2 separate regions of the Homo sapiens genome follow, and region 1 is linked to region 2. A link is an interaction called in ENCODE POLR2A ChIA-PET data of the cell type or tissue named here. Cell type or tissue: endothelial cell of umbilical vein. All regions are shown on one strand. Each heading gives the region's core, and the rest is flanking DNA. Links, peaks and the distances in the headings are about the cores only. Region 1 overlaps UCK2 (uridine-cytidine kinase 2). Region 2 has its middle 16 kb from the start of TMCO1-AS1.

Evidence for each region. ChIA-PET counts read pairs that join two places held together with the same protein. Peaks named below come from ENCODE experiments on the same cell type or tissue, not always from the same donor. Only the 100,000 strongest peaks of a DNase experiment are listed, where the experiment ranks them.
Region 1: POLR2A ChIA-PET joins it to region 2 with 7 read pairs; 13 of 35 experiments call an interaction of 5 or more read pairs at or near these places.

The regions. Positions count from the first base shown.
Region 1 is chr1:165,835,579-165,840,955 of GRCh38, forward strand. All of the region lies in intron 1 of UCK2 (uridine-cytidine kinase 2), which reads left to right. Among named protein-coding and RNA genes, the nearest start is that of UCK2, 11 kb to the left of the region's middle. In endothelial cell of umbilical vein, for the core only: no CTCF peak of the experiment used is centred there; a DNase peak (open chromatin) is centred at 2,493.
Region 2 is chr1:165,781,744-165,787,120 of GRCh38, forward strand. No RefSeq gene overlaps it. Among named protein-coding and RNA genes, the nearest start is that of TMCO1-AS1, 16 kb to the left of the region's middle. In endothelial cell of umbilical vein, for the core only: no CTCF peak of the experiment used is centred there; no DNase peak of the experiment used is centred there.

The DNA of each region.
Region 1 (5,377 bases), core at 256-5,255, 54 kb after region 2:
ATATACACTTAAAAACAACAATTGTTTCATTATTCTTTTAAATGTATCTGATGGGCTCTAAATCTATAATAATTTGACCTATTGTCATACATTTTAAAACATGTAGATGAACAAGCTCTTATTTGAGTCAGAAATGTTTATTTTTCTTTTTTCCTCAATCATATTTCAGTTCCACTTCCCCTGCAAAATATTAATTTAATTTCATTTATTTTTATGCTTGAAAATATTTTATTGGTCGTTCTATCACACGTGACAGAAGTATACATTAAAATTTTATTTCCTGTTCTCATGAATCTAAGTATTTATTTCTTTTCGATTGCATTACTACTGTACTTATTAGTATAAAATTCATCAAAACAAATGGATACTGCCGGGCGCGGTGGCTCATGCCTGTAATCCTAGCACTTTGAGAGGCCTAGGCAGGCAGATTACCTAAGGTCAGGAGTTCAAGACCAGCCTGGCCAACATGGGGAAACCCCGTCTCTACTAAAATACAAAAATTAGCTGGGCATGGTGGCTGGTGCCTGTAATCCCAGCTACTCCGGAGGCTGAGGCAGGAGAATCACTTGAACCCAGGAAGCAGAGGTTGCAGTGAGCTGAGATTGCACCACTACACTCCAGCCTGGGCGACAAGAGCAAGACTCCGTCTCAAAACAAAAAACAAAACAAAAAAAACAACCAAATGGATATGTTATACATTTTTTTGAAGAAAACATCTTGATGAGATAGAGCCTTCCACCCCCAATTATTTGATGATTCTGTGGATAATTACTATTTAATACTAGAATAAGATTTTTCATTTGTATAGATCTAAGCTTTAAGGAACCCTGTTGACATAAATAAGTAGATGGAAATGGACAGAATATTGTTATATGAAGGTCACTTAGACTCAGTTTTTACCTTTAAAATTATATGTCAAAATACAGTGGATTTTTTGAATCAACTAGCTTGCCATTCATCTCCTCTAATTTTGTAGAAAGCAGGAAAACTGGAAACCTCCAGACTTGTAAAAGGAATTGTTATTCAGTCATTAAGTCATTCATCTTCCAGTATCAGCTCGAGTATTTTAGATCACCTTTTTGCATGGATTCAGAGTGGAGGGGTGATGGGCCTTTATTTTGTAAAGTGGGAGAAGCCTGATTGTGAAAAAGTATGCTTGCTTTCATGTGGCTCAGGAAGTTTTCATGTACCCTAGTTTGAAGACAACTGATTTAGGTAGCTTGGTGTCTTAGTCTGTTTTGTACTGCTATAGCAGAATACCTGATAATGAACAGAAATTTATTTCTTACAGTTCTGGAGGCTAAGAAGTCCAAGATTGAGTGCCTGACACCTGGCCTTTTTGCTGTGTCATGGTCATCCCGTCCTGGAAGGCAGAAGGGCAGGAGGAGAGGAGGGGGAGGGAAGTGCCTGTCCTCGTGCACAAAAGTTTCAAACAAGAGGTTCCTTTTATAAGGAACCCACCCCTGTCATAACGAATCTGCTCCCACGATAATGGCATTAATCCAGTTCATGATGGTGGTGCCTCCAAGATGCAAACACCTCCCATCAGGCCCCACTTCCCAACACTGCCACATTGGGCATCAAGTTTTCAACACGTGAACTTTGGAGGACACTTTCAAACCACAGCCCTTGTGTTCCAGCCCACTGTTGCCACTTACTTATTAAGTATCTGTATATTCATCTACAGAAGAGGGTCCTTACAAGCCCTTACATTTTGACAGTTCTGTAACTAGCCTTGAGTATCCTGTAATTGTTACCACTGGTCACACAAAGTACTTCTTGAATCTGAACCTGTGTAAGTGGTAGTCATTTGTAAGCTTTCTTTGGTGGGGTTCTGAAAGACTGACATCCCCTGCCGTTTGCTAACATTCATCTCAACTGGATACCAGTTAGATTTCCTGAAGGTCCTGGGACCCTTCAGTATGCTTACTGTCACTTTTAAGCCTTTGCAGGTGTTGCTCTTTTGCTCTTTTTGGGGCCTCCTCTTCTATGTTGCCAAAGCATCCTAAACAGACCTCAGTTACAGAATTTTTTTCCCTTGCCCTGTGTGGTCCTTGCTTGTTTAGTCTATCTTCTCTAGACTGAGCTCTCAGGATCAGGGACTTTGTTTTACCTCACTATTGCCTGAAGCTAACAAGTGTCCAAAAACGGGAAGGATGAGGAGGTTCTCAAATGTTTGTAGAATAACCAAATATTAAGTAATTTTTTTTCAAACTCTGTGTATCATAGGAATCTCAACATTTCCAATATTGAACTCCTCATCTCACCCCTTGAACGTGCTCAATCTTTAACCTCACCATCTCAGTTGATGACAGCTTCATCTTTCTAGTTGCTCAGGCCTAAAACCTCGGGGTTATCCTTGACTACTCTTTATTTCTTCTGTAGCCTCTCAGGCTGTCTAGAGAGAGCTTATGAAGAATGGGCTGGTAAGAGTGTTGACGTTGGACTGTAGTCTTCAAACATGTTTGCATTCATAATCGCTAAGTGACTTGGATCCATTCCCTTAGGAAATCCTGTTGGCCCTGCCTTCACAACATATCTGCAGCCTGAGCACTTTTCCACTCCTTTGCTTCTACCCTGGTCCAGGTCATCATCATCTGTCAGTTGCATCATTGCAGTTGTCTCCTGACCCATCTCCCTCTTCTTTCTTTGTGTACACATTCTATTCTCATAACAGCCAGAGTGATCCCGTGAAAATGAAAGTTGGATAATTCCCTGCTCTGATACAACCCTGCAGTGGCTTCCCATTTTACTCCTAGTAAATTAAGTCTACAACAAGATCGGGAGGGCCCTAGAAATGCATCCTTTGCACTGGCTGTTCATTCTGCCAGGGCATCTCTTGATATCAGTATCGTTAACCACCTTCCCTCCTTCAAGTGTTGCTCACGTGTCTCCTTCTCATGATCACTCTATTTAAAATTGTAAACATTAGACACTCAAATATCTGTTGAATGGTTGAAGAATGAGTTACTTTGCTCAGTTACTGCTTCTAATACTAGTTTTAACATTAAACCTGTTGCTGGGGGATGTGGATAGTTGTCCCTTTGCTGTTCACATTTGTATTTCCTCTTGGGGTACCATCACCTGGATAAGATTGCTGGCACATTGTCAGTCACTGAGCTTGGTCTTGTAAGTGTGCATGCTAGATGGCTTAGGTGCCTGTTTAGTGGTGCATTAAAAAAAATCAGGCTGGGTGCAGTGGCTCATGCATGTCATCGCAGCACTTTGGGAGGCCGGGATGGGCAGGTCATCTGAGGTCAGGAGGTCGAGACCAGCCTGACCAATATGGTGAAATCCCATCTCTACTAAAAATACAAAAATTAGCTGGGCATGGTGGCGGGTGCCTGTAATCTCAGCTACTCGGGAGGCTGAGGCAGGAGAATCACTTGAACCAGGGAGGCGGAGATTTCAGTGAGCCGAGATCGTGCCACTGCACTCCAGCCTGGATGACAGAGCAAGACTTCGTCTCAAAAAAAAAAGAAAGAAAAAATCAGAGAGTGACTTTAACTTAAACTTTTAACTTTAAATTCGTATTGTCAAGCTCTTAAAGAACTGTCACCTATTTTGTTTAACTCAATGCTTTTTTTTTGATTGAGGTAAGATATGCTTTTTTTATTAGTCAATGGCTACATTTTTCTCTACCTCCTTTTGTAGAGAAAGTAAACATTTGAGAGCAGAAGGAATAGAATATTGAGTGATACATAGTGTTTGAACAAGAGAGGTAGTGAATACTCTTCAGGAAGGAAATGCAAGCTGAGCGAGCCCTCCTTGTCTGACTACAGAGGGATGACAGAAGCTGAAGTGGGCATCAGATTGGCCATTTGATTTCTGGAGGAAGGGGTCAGGAGACATCCATTGTTAAGGTGGAAAAGCTTGTGTTTTAGACCTGTCTTCTGGGAAGAACTCAGTCCTAGCCTGCCATGAGGCTCTTCTTGCTGGGTCTTGGTGGAGTTTAAGGTGTTTTTTTGGTGTGATAGAATTGAAGCTTTATAATGTGTCCACTTCAAGTTAAGATAGAGAATCCCTGGTTTGTTCAGAAGATGCTTCCTTGTTGAGGTAAGCCCAGGAAGCTTGATGGAGTGGAGAACGTGCGTGGGTTTTGGAGTCAGCCAGGCTTGTGTTAACATCCCTATTTGGCCACTTTTAATCTGTTTCTTCTGAACCTATTCCTACATCTGTGAAAAGGAGATGATGTCTGGTTTGGAGAGGTGTTAGGGTTAAACGATAAAATGTATGCAGAGGTATATACATAGCAATGCTTCTGCAGTGGGCCGGTCACTTGCCGGTACCGTGATTCATGTTCTGTGCAGATGTGCTGTCAGAACAGGCTGGTTGGCCAGCCTTCCCCCACCCCGGCCCCCGCCCCAGACAGAGTCCTGCTGTGCTGCCCAGGCTGGAGTGTGGCGCGATCTCGGCCCACTGCAGCCTCTGCCGGGTTCAAGCAATTCTCCTGCCTCAGCCTCCCAAGTAGCTGGGACTACAGGCGTGTGCCACCATGCCCGGCTACTTGTTGTATTTTTAGTAGAGGCGGGGTTTCACCATGTTGGCCAGGCTGGTCTTGAATTCCCGACCTCAAGTTATCCCCCGGCATTGGCCTCCCAAAGTGCTGGGAGTACAGGCGTGAGCCACTGTGCCCGGCCTGGTCAGCCTTTAAAAATGTTTTTAAATAGTTATTCATTGATTTTAATTGACAAATGAAAATATATTTATGGTGTGCCCATTAATGTTTTAATGTATGTATACATTGTGGAATGGTTAAATCAGGCTAATTAGCATATCTGTTACCTCACTTAGTCATTTTTTTGTGGTGAGAACAATTGAAATCTACTCTCTTGGCAATTTTCAAGTATACAATACATTGCCATTGACCATAGTCAGCATGTGGTGCAATCGATCCCTTGAACTTGTCCCTCCAGTGTATCTTTGGTCAGTCTTGCCGTCCAGTTCTAGCCAGCACTGCTCCCTGGCATCTGTGCCTGACAGGGTCCAGGAATGGAGGCATTGATAGTGATAAGGAGCCTTTATAGTTTAAGTCCCACTGACTAATGTGAGTTATTACTTCTTTGCTGATAAGACCCATAGCTAGTCAGATATTGGGCACCCTCTTCCTGGGTCGACCTTTGAAGTTTCTTATTCTTGTCTTACCAGCTTTCTGTAGGCCTTAGCGATCCTTTCCTGTAGTTAAGTTGTGCCTTTTTCCTAAAGGAGTTAAGGTCTCTTGTTTTGTAGTAGGTAGTTAGGGGGAGAAAAAACAGTTTATTAGCATCTTTTTAAAAAAACCTTTTAATTACTAATAGAACACCTAGCAAAATGTATAAATTCTAAAAGCACGGTTCAATGAATTATCATATGGTGAACATAGATTATTCCCAGCACC
Region 2 (5,377 bases), core at 275-5,274:
CCCTTTACCATTATGTAATGGCCTTCTTTGTCTCTTTTGATCTTTGTTGGTTTAAAGTCTGTTTTATCAGAGACTAGGATTGCAACCACTGCCTTTTTTTGTTTTCCATTTGCTTGGTAGATCTTCCTCCATCCCTTTATTTTGAGCCTATATGTGTCTCTGCAGATGAGATGGGTTTCCTGAATACAGCACACTGATGGGTCTTGACTCTTTATCCAATTTGCCAGTCTGTGTTTTTTAATTGGAGCATTTAGCCCATTTACATTTAAGGTTAATATTGTTATGTGTGAATTTGATCCTGTCATGATGATGTTAGCTGGTTATTTTGCTCGTTAGTTGATGCAGTTTCTTCCTAGCCTCGATGGTCTTTACAATTTGACATGATTTTGCAGTGGCTGGTACTGGTTGTTCCTTTCCATGTTTAGTGCTTCCTTCAGGAGCTCTTTTAGAGCAGGCCTTGTGGTGACAAAATCTCTCAGCATTTGCTTGTCTGTAAAGGATTTTATTTCTCCTTCACTTATGAAGCTGAGTTTGGCTGGATATGAAATTCTGGGTTGAAAATTCTTTTCTTTAAGAATGTTGAATATTGGCCCCCACTCCCTTCTGGCTTGTAGAGTTTCTGCCAAGAGATCAGTTATTAGTCTGATGGGCTTCCCTTTGTGGGTAACCTGACCTTTCTCTCTGGCTGCCCTTAACATTTTTTCCTTTATTTCAACTTTGGTGAATCTGACAATTATGTGTCTGGGAGTTGCTCTTCTCAAGGAGTATCTCTGTGGCGTTCTCCGTATTTCCTGAATCTGAATGTTGGCCTGCCTTGCTAGATTGGGGAAGTTCTCCTGGATAATATCCTGCAGTGTTTTCCAACTTGGTTCCATTCTCCCCGTCACTTTCAGGTACACCAATCAGACGTAGATTTGGTCTTTTCACATAGTCCCATATTTCTTGGAGGCTTTGTTCGTTTCTTTTTATTCTTTTTTCTCTAAACTTCCCTTCTTGCTTCATTTCATTCATTTCATCTTCCATCACTGATACCCTTTCTTCCAGTTGATCGAATCGGCTACTGAGGCTTGTACATTCATCACGTAGTTTTCTTGCCTTGGTTTTCAGCTCCATCAGGGCCTTTAAGGACTTCTCTGCATTGGTTATTCTAGTTAGCCATTCGTCTAATTTTTTTTTTCAAGGTTTTTAACTTCTTTGCCGTGGGTTCGAACTTCCTCCTTTAGCTCAGAGTAGTTCAATTGTCCGAAGCCTTCTTCTCTCAACTCGTCAAAGTCATTCTCCGTCCAGCTTAGTTCCGTTGCTGGTGAGGAGCTGCATTCCTTTGGAGGAGGAGAGGTGCTCTGATTTTTAGAGTTTCCAGTTTTTCTGCTGTTTTTTCCCCATCTTTGTGGTTTTATCGAGCTTTGGTCTTTGATGATGGTGACGTACAGATGGGGTTTTGGTGTGGATGTCCTTTCTGTTTGTTAGTTTTCCTTCTAAAAGTCAGGACCCTCAGCTGCAGGTATGTTGCAGTTTGCTGGAGGTCCATTCCAGACCCTGTTTGCCTGGGTATCAGTAGCAGGGGCTGCAGAACAGCAGATATTGGTGAACAGCAAATGTTGCTGCCTGATCGTTCCTCTGGAAGTTTTGTCTCAGAGGAGTACCCGGCCATGTGAGGTGTCAGTCTGCCTCTACTGGGGGATGCCTCCCAGTTAGGCTACTCGGCGGTCAGGGACTCACTTGAGGAGTCAGTCTGTCCATTCTCAGATCTTCAGCTGCATGCTGGGAGAACCACTACTCTCTTCAAAGCTGTCAGACAGGGACATTTAAGTCTGCAGAGGATTCTGCTGCCTTTTGTTTGGCTATGCCCTGCCCCCAGAGGTGGAGTCTACAGATGCAGGCAAGCCTCTTTGAGCTGCGGTGGGCTCCACCCAGTTCGAGCTTCCTGGCCGCTTTATTTACCTACTCAAGCCTCGGCAATGGCGGGCACCCCTCCCCCAGCCTCGCTGCTGCCTTGCAGTTTGATCTTAGACTGCTGTGCTAGCAATGAGCAAGGCTCCACGGGCGTAGGACCCTCCGAGCCATGCACGGGATATAATCTCCTGGTGTGCCGTTTGCTAAGACCATTGGAAAAGTGCAGTATTAGGGTGGGAGTGACCTGATTTTCCAGGTGCTGTCTATCATCCCTTTCTTTGACTAGGAAAGGGAATTCCCTGACCCCTTGCGCTTCCTGGGTGAGGCGATGCCTTGCCCTGCTTTGGCTCACGCTTGGTGCGCTGCACCCACTGTCCTGCACCCACTGTCTGACACTCCTCAGTGAGATGAACCCGGCACCTCAGTTGGAAATGCAGAAATCACCCATCTTCTGCGTTGCTCACGCTGGGAGCTGTAGACTGGAGCTGTTCCTATTTGGCCATCTTGGCTCCTCCTCATTTTAAAATGTTCTGATCAGCAGTTGGTTGAAAGAGTTATCAATGAGTGTCTGGGTTACAGTAAGAAGTTGTAGAGACCAAGGTTTTATCATGCAGATGAAGCCTCCAGGTGGCAGGCTTCACAGAGAATAGACTGTAAATATTTCTTATCAGACTTTAAGAGTCTGTTCTGTCAGTAATTCCAAAAGAGAGGAGGGTATAATTAGGCATATCCAGCTCCCTGCTTCCATAATGACCTGAGCTAGTTTTTCAAGTTCACTTTGGAATGCCCTTGGCCGAGAGAAGGCTTCCATTCTGATAGTGTGGGTTGGGGGGAAGAGGGGATGGTGCTTATAATTTTATTTTTGGTTTAAACAGGTATCTAGAGTAGTCATATCCATCAGGACAAAAAATAGAATGATGGTTTCCTAGGCTGGAGGAGGGGAGAATTGAGAGATATTTTTAGATACAGATTTATTTTATTTTATTTTATTTTATTTTTTTGAGATGGTATCTCACTCTGTTGCCCAGGTTGGAGTGCAGTGGTGTAATCTCAGCTCACTGCAACCTCCACTTCCTAGGTTCAAACTATTGTCCCACCTCAGCTTCCCGAGTAGCTGGGATTACAGGCATGCGCCACCATATCCAGCTAGTTTTTGTATTTTTAGTGGAGATGGGGTTTCACCATGTTGGCCAGGCTGGTCATGAACTGCCGACCTCTGATGATCTGCCCACCTCGGCCTCCCAAAATGTTGGGATTACAGGTGTGAGCCACTGCGCCCAGCCTAGATACAGAATTTCAGTTGAAGAAGATAAGTTCTAGAGATGGATGGTGGTAATGGTTGTACAGCAGTGTGCATGTACTGAATGTCTCTGAACTATATACTTAAAAATGTTTAAAATGGTAAACCTGATATATATATGTTAAAGAAATGTTTAAAGTTGGCCCATATCTGGAGGATACAGATCATCAGAATATCTTAATCATTGCTGGTGGGAGTGTAAATTGGTATAGCGCTTTTGGAACAATTTGGCGTTATCCTGTAAAGATAAACATTTCCATGCCCTTTGACCTGCCATTTTGCTCCTAGGCATATACATAAAAGAAACTTTGTTTTTTTTTTTGAGACAGAGTTTGCTCTGTTGTCCAGGCTCAAGTAAAGTGGCACAATCACAGCTCACTGCATCCTTGATCTTCTGGCCTCCAGCTATCCTCCCACTTCACCCTGCTAGTAGCTGGGACTACAGGTGCATGCCACCATGCCCAGCAAATTTTTTTTTGTTTTTTTTTGGTAGAGGCAGGGTTTCACTATTGTATTAGTTCATTTTTACGCTGCTGATAAAAACATAACCGAAACTAAAACCAAAAAGAGGTTTAATTGGACTTACAGTTCCACGTGGCTGGGGAGGCCTCAGAATCTTGGTGGGAGGCAAAAAGCACTTCTTTTTTTTTTTTTTTTTTTTTTTTTTGAGACGGAGTCTCACTCTGTCACCAGGCTGGAGTGCAGTGGCGTGATCTCGGCTCACTGCAACCTCTGCCTCCTGGGTTCAAGTGATTCTTCTGCCTCAACCTTCCAAGTAGCTGGGACAACAGGCGCACGCCATCATGCCCAACTAATTTTTGTATTTTTAGTAGAGATGGGGTTTCATCATGATGGCCAGGCTGGTCTCCATCTCCTGACCTTGTGATCTGCCCACCTTGGCCTCCCAAAGTGCTGGGATTACAGGCCTGAGCCACCAGGCCTGGTCAAAGGCATTTCTTAATGGCAGTGGCAAGAGATAAATGAGGAAGAAGTAAAAGCGGAAACACCTGATAAAACCATCAGATCTCGTGAGATTTACTATCACGAGAATAGCACAGAAAAGACCAGCCCCCATGATTCAGTTACCTCCCCTTGGGTCCCTCCCACGACACGGGGGAATTCTGGGAGATACAATTCAAGTTGAGATTTGGGTGGGGACACAGCCAAACCATATCAACTATCTTGTCCAAGCTGGTCTTGAACTCCTGGGCTCAAGCGATCATCCTGCCTCAGCCTCCCAAAGTGCTGGGATTATAGGAATAAGCCACTGCCCCCAGTTCAAAAAAACTTTTTAACGAGTATCAGGTCATGCATACAAGAGTGTTCATGTGAGCACTCTTTTTAATACCAAAACCTGAAAACAACCCAAATGCCCATTAACAGGCAAGGGAATAGACAAATTAATTAGAAGCTCCTGGAGGACAGGGACCACCTCTACAAAAAATAAAAAATCAGTACCTTCCCCATCTCACACAGTGTCCCAGGACCCTGCAGGGCAGTGGAGGTGCACCCATAAATAAATAAGGATATATTTATATCCACTCCAAGTGAATGTACCATAATTATATGCCATAATGTGGATTAATCCTAGCAATATAGTATTAAGTGAAAAGCATATGTCCTTAAAGATTACATATAAAGTTAATAACATCTAAACACTCCCTCCCCCCAAAAAAACCCCACTCTTTTTGAATATATTTACATGTGACATTAAAAGGGAAAACAGAATGATTTCAGTAGTGTTACCTTGGAATGGGGAAGAGGCTGGGTGATACAACTGAAGATCAAACAGGTGAATATGAATGGAAATTCATTTCCTAGTTTTCATGTTGGTGATAATGTCAAGTGTATTTGTTGTATTATTTTAAATGAATGAATGAATGAATGAAGGATTGAGGGTCTTGAATGCACCAACAATGAGAATGTGTCATGAGTCGAGAATAATGATGTATCTAATTCTATGCATCTGTGCATCTGAAGGGGCCTTAGAAAATGCATTCTGTATCTGTTTGATATAAATAAGGGGAAGATGGTGGGGGGGGGAGTGATGTTTTAAATTACTCAGCATCAAATAAAATGGATACTCTGGAAAAATGTGTCACATTTCTCCTGTGGTTTCTAGTACCCTCTGACCAATTGCCACTTTTGCCTGGGCATTTAAGCATCCCAATTTTAGGAGACTGG